2 separate regions of the Homo sapiens genome follow, and region 1 is linked to region 2. The links are chromatin contacts, found by Hi-C or POLR2A ChIA-PET in ENCODE. All regions are on one chromosome and are shown on one strand. The core of a region is the stretch at or near the end of the contact, and the rest is flanking DNA. Distances in the headings are between cores, read along the strand shown. Region 1 overlaps MAST4 (microtubule associated serine/threonine kinase family member 4). Region 2 holds the start of ERBIN (erbb2 interacting protein).

What was found. A loop is a pair of places that touch in the nucleus more often than their neighbours do. ChIA-PET counts read pairs that join two places held with the same protein, here RNA polymerase II (POLR2A). Pooled maps may share reads with other maps.
Region 1: a map of natural killer cell shows a loop between it and region 2 (12-fold over the local background). The contact joins the enhancer-like site here to the promoter of ERBIN in region 2. A Hi-C loop is called at or near these places in 1 of 168 maps with a recorded cell type or tissue (natural killer cell) and 6 of 50 pooled maps. POLR2A ChIA-PET finds 5 or more read pairs at or near these places in 1 of 52 experiments (activated naive CD8-positive, alpha-beta T cell).

What each region holds. Positions count from the first base shown.
Region 1 is chr5:67,164,695-67,169,275 of GRCh38, reverse strand. MAST4 (microtubule associated serine/threonine kinase family member 4) reads right to left here. Exons shown (of 29, transcript NM_001164664.2): 29 at 1-4,581. The coding sequence ends at 2,225. Among named protein-coding and RNA genes, the nearest start is that of CD180, 30 kb to the left of the region's middle. RefSeq lists an enhancer at 1,970-2,475 and a silencer at 2,916-2,965. Within about 2 kb of position 3,180, at least 35 of the 41 ENCODE cell types and tissues checked have a DNase peak (open chromatin) inside an H3K27ac peak, as active enhancers do; they include natural killer cell, where a contact is called at or near this core.
Region 2 is chr5:65,923,508-65,928,027 of GRCh38, reverse strand. It overlaps ERBIN (erbb2 interacting protein), which reads right to left and starts at 1,453. Exons shown (of 26, transcript NM_001253697.2): 1 at 1,222-1,453. RefSeq lists enhancers at 1,300-1,519, 1,480-2,104, 3,010-3,229, 2,729-3,353 and a silencer at 1,600-2,689.

The DNA.
Region 1 (4,581 bases), core at 1,931-4,430, 1.2 Mb before region 2:
TAATGAAAAACATATTTGGCAAAAATGATGATACACTATACAAAATATACATAAAAATATCATTTGTAAACAAATAGCTAGTTGTGCTTTAAAGGAAATTGGACAGTTAAAAAGCAAAGGCTTGTAAACCATGAACTACCTCCCCGACAGACTTGTCCCGATGGCTGAATGTAGGATTGGGTTATGACAACTGCCAAACACAGATATGTATTATAAACGTTGAGACCAGTTTTGAAATCCATTAGTAAACTCTTGTAAAGTATATATATATATTTTTACAGCTTCACAATATAGTGATGGGGAATGGCTAAAACCATATGGGAAAAAAAAATTAGGGGCAAGGAGGAGGCTTTTTTCTTTTTCTTTTTTTGTTTGTTTTTTTCCTTTTTCCCAAAGCCAATTCATTTTACAACGAAGGACAACTGAGCAGTCGGTTAAGTTATGCCTTTGTTTTCAGAGTGGAGTTTATAGCCTCACTAGAAGATTTACAATCCATAAGGCCATAAGATGATGCTGTGCTTAGATGAACAATTTTATAGCGTGAAGATACTAAGACATCCCCCAAGAGAGTTTGGGTGCTAGATCAGTTATTTATTGGTAATTTTTTTTCTCTTACAAAACCAAACAAAAAATTCTGCTATGGTTCCCAAGCAACTTATAAATACTTATCTGTATTTTCTCTTAGTGCCTTAGTATTTATATCAGCAAGTGCCATCTTACAATACAAAACAAGCCACCAAAGAAACTGCAACAACAGAAACAAAAACAAGAAATCAAAAACCTTCAGCACTAAAATGATTTGACAAATTCTACATATTCCACGGTATACAAAATTTAAATAAGGCTTAGCAAAAGTAAAAAGGATGGTCACATTCAAGCACCAAATAGCTCCAGCGAGTCTCTTTGTTACAAAAATGCTGCTCTGTATTAAGACAGTATTTTTTGCATACAAATAAAGAGATCAGGTTATGAAATGTGTGGAGCTACTAGATGCAGCAGAAATGAATGTGAAACCCAGGAACTTGCTAAAAACAGCAAGCTTCATCTACAACATAAGGCCCCAGCTATGTATTAAAATGTATCTGATGTCCTGATTATTCTTTAATCGATATGCTACGATGCCAAAATCCACCCCCAGTTCTTTTCCTCAAAAAAGCAAATTTAAAACCTCTTCCAATGCCTGATGCTTATTACTCAAGTACTAGAAGATTTGGGTGCAGCCAGTAATTTTCCTTTTTATTCAAGAGCAGGGCTGGTGCAGGACTACTACAAAATGTGTGCTTCTTGGACTAGTCACTCACAGCATAAAGGCCTGAGTTTAAGAGTTTGAAAAGAAGGAAAAGAAAGCAAACAGAAAGAAAGTTGATGTGTGTTTATAGTCCCCGCTCTACCTCAGGTGAAGGCCAGACATCCACATCCACAGAAAGGAACAACTGGCCTTTTAGACAGTTGGACCAGGGATCCAGTGTCCATTGGGATGGCCGTGTAATGAAAATGGCTAGCTCCACTTGTCCTGGCCATTCCTAATGGAGGAGGATTCCAAATGCAGTACTTAGAGTAGTTCTTGCTTTAGATCTGGAAATATAGGTAGCCAGATACAGTACTATCAGAAACTCTGGTTAAAATACACATAAAAACTCAGAATCTACTGTGTTTAGGGCTTTCTTCCATCTTAACTTAGAATGTTTTAGCTTATAAAAATGGAACCTTGAAATAGTCTCTTAAACCACAGACCAAAACATGTAGGTGGATGTGTATATACACGAATATGGGTGTATCTCTGTTCACACACACCCAGTTTTGACCATTTTGCTTCATTACTACATTATGATAAATGGTAAAGCAAAAATCTTATTTAAAAAAAGCTGTAGTAAACGACGCAATCAGCAGCCAGGTATAGACTCTACATCCCAAACCAAACACGATGCTATATATTTACAAAGAAAATCATTTTCCTCAACAACCCTCAACTGTAAAGGTAATTTTTTTTTTTTTTTTTTTTTTTTTTTTTGTACAAACACTATCTGGTAACAGTTTTACCGGTTACAACTGGGAAGGCATCTGGAAGAAGGTCCCCTCTTTGTCTTTCTCTCTCCCCTGTCTCAATGAGGCTCCGAGCTCTGCCTGGCGGACATTCCCACACAGTGCTGGTTTTGAAAGGTAGTCAAGACACAGTCGCCCGTTCAGGACGGGTCTCCACAGTCCTGCCCCTGGGCCCTCCCCGTTACAAGGCCTTTTTGTGAGGGCTGCTACGCAAACTCTCTTTCCCCCGCCTCTGCCGTACCACAAAGTCCTTCTCATTAGAAAGAGAGATGGGGCGGTCAGTGTTTGGGGCTGGGGATGGCTTGGTCACGTCTCTGCCCACGTTCTGTTTCCTAGCTGGGGGAGGCTGGGCTGGGGCAGGGTCCTTCCCTTTGGTTTCCCCTACGGTGGCAGTCACCGAGAGAGCCCTGTCCCGGTGGCTGGCCCCGCCCATGGTGTTTGGGTCGGGGTGGTGTGACTCCAGAGGCAGGGTGGAGACCCGGAAGGAGGGCAGGGAGTCACTCTTTGTCATGTGGGTTCGGCCCTCCCCGGCAGGCTGAGCCTTCCTATGGTCCCTGTTGCTGGGGGCTGGAAGCTCCAGCATGCCCCCGGCGGCCTTGGCAGAAGAGGTGTCGCTGCTGGCTGCAGAGGCCTCTCTAACTCCGGCCCTGGTTTCAGGGAAGCTGGAGGAGCAGCTCAGAGACTTTTCCGGGAGGGCCGTGGATCGGAAAGAACTCTGCCCAGTGGCTGAGGGGGACCGTTTCATGCCATTGGGCTTGTCTGCCTCCGTCGGTGGCTTCTGGGGACCGGGCCCTTTCCCTCTGGCCTCAGGGAAGCCCTTCCCCACCCCCGCGGCTGGCCGCTCCGCGCCTTTCAACCGGTTCTCGCTATGCACAAAGGAAAGGCCGGCCTCGAGCTTGTCGCCCTCTGCTGGAGCATAAAGTGCTTCAGTGCATTTCTTCCCTTCCGCCCTTCTGTCGGTGTTGGCGGCCGGCTGACTCGGGCTTTTGTCTGTCTGTCTGTTGTCTGTCTGTTTGCACAGGGTGGGGCAATCTTTCACAGTGGATGGTTTGGGGTGCTTTGGAGACAGGGTTTGCTTTTCACCAACAGCGGACAGTTTCTGGTCCGCTGGCTCACTAGGCCCTGGGTGTCCCGGCCTTGGCAAATGCACAGGCTTCTCCAGCACCTCCAGGGGCCGCCCACCACTGGTGGGTTGTGGCTTGGCGTCTAGAGGAGCCCTGTCAGTGTGCAGTGGGACAGAGGGCCCACCTTCTCCCTGGCCAATCCCATCGCTGGCTTTGTTCTGGGAGCCTGGGGTAGCAGGAAACACATCCGGCCCACTCTTACTGTGGCCCTTCCCCTCTCTGCTAGAGCCACCGAGGGACTGAGTGGCAGGCTCTTTGCCCTTTGTGGCCCCGACACTTGGTTTCTGAGAGGAGAGGGACCGGTCGGGGTGCTTAGTCTTTGGAGGGCCCGGGTCAGGGCCAGGCCGGGGCTTGTGGCTGCTGCTTTCACTGTGCGCAGCAACAGGCTTGGGAGGGTCCTGGGGGCTCGAGCTGGGCTCTGCAGTGCTGGGCTTGGCCCCCGGCTCTCTGCCAGAAGCGTGGCTTGGGGAACTGCAATGCTGCCTGGCAGCCGGGCTGGACAGGTCTTTGGCCGTCAGAGGGGGCGGAGGGATGCTGCTGGGATGCCTTTGTAGAGGCTGCTCCTTCCTTTCAGGTTCCTTGGCACCATCTTTCTGCAAAGATGGGAAACTGGAGAGCTTTTCACTCTTCTCACTCTCAATTCCAGGTGGCTGCAGAGACCGCCTGGCAAGAAGCGCTTCGGGCTTGGGTTCCACGCCACGCCTCACCTTGCCCAGCTCCTTCTCACAGGGAATTCCAGCTGAGTGCAGAGAGGAGTTGTCTCTGGGCGGGGGCCTCGCCTCACCTGGGCCATCTTTGTGGTTCGTTTTCCCACCCGGCGCCCATGCTTTCTCCATGGCCTGGGTCTGTGTATAGAAATCTGGGTGGGTCCTTCCCACAGAGAGGAGATTTTTGGAGTTGTCACTGGTTTTCGCAGTTTCTGGAAAGCACAGTTCCATGGAGGGCTCTCTGCATGTGTCAGCCCTCGCAGCAGAGCGCTCGCTTCTGGCTGTGGGAGGGCCTCTTTCAGACGATTCCCTCAGGCCTGGCTTCTCCCTTGAGGGGGAAGCTTCAGGTGGGAGCGGGCAGCGTGGCCTGGCCAGGTCAGGGCTGTGGAGGTTCTGCCCCAGGCAGGTCAGAAGCTTGGGGTCAGTGGTGTGGTCTTGGTGTTTAGGGGAGCTGCCCTCTCTCTGTTGGGGATTGCTTTCCATGACTGTTCCAGGGCTCCTGGCAGTAGGATGGGGACCTTTCCTGTCCCTCTTGAACTCTGGGTCAGGCAGGGAAACTGCTGGTGAATTCTGGAGACCTCGGCTGGGGGGCAGGAACCAAGGCTCCAGCAGGTAGGATTTATTCATCTTTAAGCTGGAAGGAGAAAGCTCTCTTGCACTGGTGGTATCGTTCTTTTTCCCACTGCTGCTGGGGAGAACTGGTGGCA
Region 2 (4,520 bases), core at 204-2,703:
AATCTAAACATCAATATATATTTAGGATATACCTACCAACAGGATTACCAAATTTATTCAATATATATTCAAAAGTACAGTATTGTATTTCACCTCCCTGTACCGCAAAAATACCGGGAAAAAAAGTAAACAGAAAAAGACTAAAACACCACTGAAAAAAACTTTGGGTTTACTGCTATCAAAACTAGTCCCCATTGGTTCAGAAGTGTTCATAGCTCTGACTGGTGGAATGTCTGCCATGCTTCATGAATCCTGCCCCCACAGATGTAGGCAGAACCTATCACTATTTATGCAGAACCGACCAAAAACATTTGGGACAACACAAAAATGTAAAGACCATACTACTCGAAAAGCACAGCTTTTTATCACAATCACTGTGATTCCCTTGAAAATCGTTTTAAGCGTTTTACTTCCCCTCCCATCGTCTGTTCTGAACTGTACAGAAGTCCTATTAAACGTCTTACAGGTTGTTAATGTTGTTTAATTATCTCTCCCTATTCTTAGTCCTTACTCCTTTTTTCTTCGTAATGGATCAGTTACAAGAAAAGCCTAGTCGATCCTTGCTTTCAATTAATTAAACAAGTTATACGGCGCTAAACGTCTGAAAAACACACACTACACACAACTAAAGAAATATATTACTCACCCTGAAAAACAACTAAGAATGGCAAGATTTTTTGGTTTCTAAAATCTAACTAAATATACTGATCAGGGTTGGAAATAAAAAAATAAAAATAAATACCTCTATATACAATTAACGCAAGCGCCAATATAATCGGTATGAGTATAAACAAACGCGGCAGCCATCTCAATAACAGCAAATCACTCACTGCAGCGACCAAACTTTCTTCCCAAACAGAAGGTGCCTGGCTGAGCAACTTAATATACACTCTATACGTTCCAGAAAGCCAAAACTTCTGGCCCCTGTGCTGAACAAAGGCAATCGTTCTTCGGATTACTAAAAACTTTTCGTCCCACCGCATTCTTACAACCTCTTCCAAAAAATTCAAAGTCCAGATGGTGGGGGGGGCAGGGGGGAGAAGGGACGCGGTGGGGTGCAGTTCGATTATTTAGCCCCTCAATTATTAACCGCTTCGATATGAGAAAAGGAGGGTTTAGGGCAACTTGGAGAAGAGTGAAAAACACTAAAGAATCATCTCTTTTCCGAGTCACAAAGTCCCATGAACTTTGTGACTCAGAGACACTTTTCGTGAAAATTACCTTTCGGCGGGACACCGTCTCAGGGCAGCTTTTTCAAGGCTTCGCTTGACATGATTTCCTTCCCTTCATCAGTCACTTTGGATCCAGCTGAATATCTCTCTCGGGTGAGAGCGGATGTGGACTGGCCTCCCACAGAAGAAGAGTAGGTGGCTTTGGTGGGGGTTGGGGTGCGGGCTGGCTTCCTGGTCTCGAGTTTTGCAGGAGTTTCCCAGCCCCAACGAGGATCTCCGCCGAAAAAAAAAAAAACAAAACTTTTCACTCGTGACACCGCCCGGAATTGCAGTGCGAAACTCACTTCCTGCCTTGGCGAGAAGCAGGATCCAGCTCCGTCCAGGGGAACCCGGAAAACCAGCTCCGCGCGCACCGGAGAGGGGGAGGGGAGGGGACGGCCGCCGGGAGCCTCGGGTTCCGGGCAACCGGCGCGCCCGGCACACCGGACGGCAGCAGCACCCGGCCGGCGGGGGCGAGGACGCTGCCCGGGCGCTCGGCGAGCCTCGGCCGCGCTAGGCCGCCACCGCTTCCTCTCCGTTGCCCCCAGAGCCGGGCGGCAGGGTTATTGTCTCGATAGCGCTTGCCGCGCCCTTCGTCCGCGACGCCGCTGCCGCCGCCACCCGGAGCCGGAGCCGAGGAGTCGGGCAGGCTCAATAGCGGCCCCCTCCCCGGGCCGTCCGTCGGGCCGTCCGTCCTTCCGTCCGTCCCTCCCCGCTTTCCCTACTCGCCCTCGAACCCTCTTCTCCTCCCTCTCCCGTTTTCCCGCCACCGTCCCTCCGCTGCCCTGCTTGTTCTCCTTCGCCAGCGGCGGTGGCTCCCCGAGACGCGCAGGGGGCGGGAGCAGGAGGCAGCTCCGTCTCCTCACGAGCTTGCGGGGCCGCGGCAGGGGCCGAGACTGCGTCCCGCGCCGCCGCGCCACATTCACTCGAGCGAGAGACGGCGAGGGGAGGGAGGACGGAGGGAGCGGAGAGAAAGGAGGAGGAATGGGGCAGGGGCGGAGGGGAGTTACTGCCTCACAGGCCGCGGCGGCAACAGCGCCACCGCCCCGGCCGCGACGGGTGAAGAGGCTGCGCGCCGCGACTCTGCGGCGGGGGCGGGGGCGGGGCGGCCTCCCGCCGGCTTCGCCCCAACCGCCAACAGCCGGGCAGGAGGCCTGCGCGGGCCAGTCAGCGCGCGGGGGCGGTGCGGGCCGACGTCGGCGGCTGGGGGCAGCGGGCCGGGGGCCGGGGGAGGGGCAGCCGGCGGCCGTGGGTTCGCGTGCAAGGCGCGCCGTGAGGCCCACTCTGGCCCAGGCCCCTCGAGGCCTGCCCGCTGCTCCCTGCCCGCTCCCCGACCCCGCACTCCCGGACTCCCGAGCCCCCCAGGGTGGGGAACGCTGGCAACGCCGACCCTGCTGTCTGCTCGCGGCCCAGCGCCCAGCCAGAGAGATAGAGAGCCCACAGGCCTCCGCCGCGCCGGCCGATGGAGTTTCTTTGTACGACAGTAATCGGTGCACAGGGGTTGTTGGAGTCCAGCCCTGATTTGAAGGCAGCAGGTATCTCTTGCAGCTGCAGCACTCCAACTTCCTCTAATGGCACGGTCAGGTCGCAGGAAACCACAGCGGCAGCGCGGTGCAGCTTCCCACGCCCGCCCTTCGAGCTTGTTCCCCAGCGGCGCAGCTCAGCCTCCTCCAAGTCTCAGCCTCATACCGGCGGGGAGACAAAGCTGGCGCTGGGAGTGGGAAAAGGGCCCGCGAAATGGCCTCAAGATCGTGCCTTTGTTAGAAGAAACATGGGTACGCTCCGATGCGACGCAGGCTTCCAACCCCAGCGGTTCGGTGGTGGTGCAGTCGTTGAATTGCGCTGGCCCTAATAATTCAGCCTGGCAGGGTTCGCGTTTATTGCGGAGAGAGACTCTTAAGCATTCTGTCAACACATATGGCAAATAGAAAGCCTCAACCATAACATTGCACAGTTTTTGCAGTTCTTGCTTTAAATATGTTCACAGAAAAGACGGCCTTGTTTTACCCAGAGAAGGAGCGTAATGCGGAGCGAACCATTCGTCACCCCCATTCTCTGCTGCACTTAACTGTGTACAGTGATGATAATTAGCCTCTGGGTCCCTGAAGTCCCTGGTTCAGTTCTTCCGTCTGTATTCTAGAGATAATTATTTATTACCAAGTTTGAATAAAGAGCTATATCCCCTACAGACCTTTTTTTTTTTTTTTTTTTTGGCTTGCCAATGGAAAGAGTTCATAAATTCCACCAAGTAATCATTTACCAAAATGAGTTGTACATTAGTTGCAAACACTTGAAATAACGCCGAAGATATTCAAGTCATTTTATTCAGGTTGGGAGCATTTTTAACTACTTGAAGAACTGCTGGAATTAATACAGATGTTAGGTTATTTAGCATACAGCAGAAGTTGAAGATTTACAGGTAGTACTGAAGTGTTCAGATATATTCAGTGCTGAATTAGAGGTAAGAGTATTCGCTGGAAGCTAGGAAATGGCAGCAGCTATGCCAGTGTTACCAAGCTGGATATCTATGTGAAAATGAATCTTAACCATTGCATAAAAAGCTAAAGTTAGCATATTGTACAAGCTATTTGTAATCATCGCTGGGAAGATTTCTTGCTCCGTTTTCAAAAACCGTTTTGCGCCTGATCAGAACTCAGTGGCATAGCTCTGAACTGAAAGGGTCACTCTCCTAAAGCATCCCAGGATGGAATATCTCCCATACTAGTGGAAAACCAGCTAGATTCTGGGATTCCAGTGTTGCTTCTAATCTCAGGTTGATTCGAGACCCCTTTAAATGTGATGCCATAGATTCGAGTAAACCTAACCCTCCTCTCTAAACTTAACTGATCAAGCCACTGCTTTAGGCTAAGACTTGCCCTGGTCCTAGCCTTTTTAAAATTTATACTCACACTCAGGACCAATCTGACAGACTACCATCTAGGCTAGAAAAGTACCTATAATCAAAAACCCTCCAACTCACCTGAAATTCTGCCATTAGAGTTTTATCCCTTTAAGTAGTTTTTTTCTCTAGCACAAAACCATAATCCTGGGAAAAGTAATATTTTAATCCTTATTAGTCATTTATACCTAATTCATCAGATTGTTTCCCCAAAGCAGCTTTTGTTGGAAGGGAAAAATAGAGATAACTAGAGATAACATATGCTGAGGCTGAGTTGATAGGAGACGGAAATATAGTCTCATTCCTTGGAGCGTTATATAGAGAGTAGAGGATTACAGGCAATAAAAGGACCCTTTTGATGGCTAAATAAGTCCTGCTTACTCATACTGTAAGAATGAGCCACCTAATAC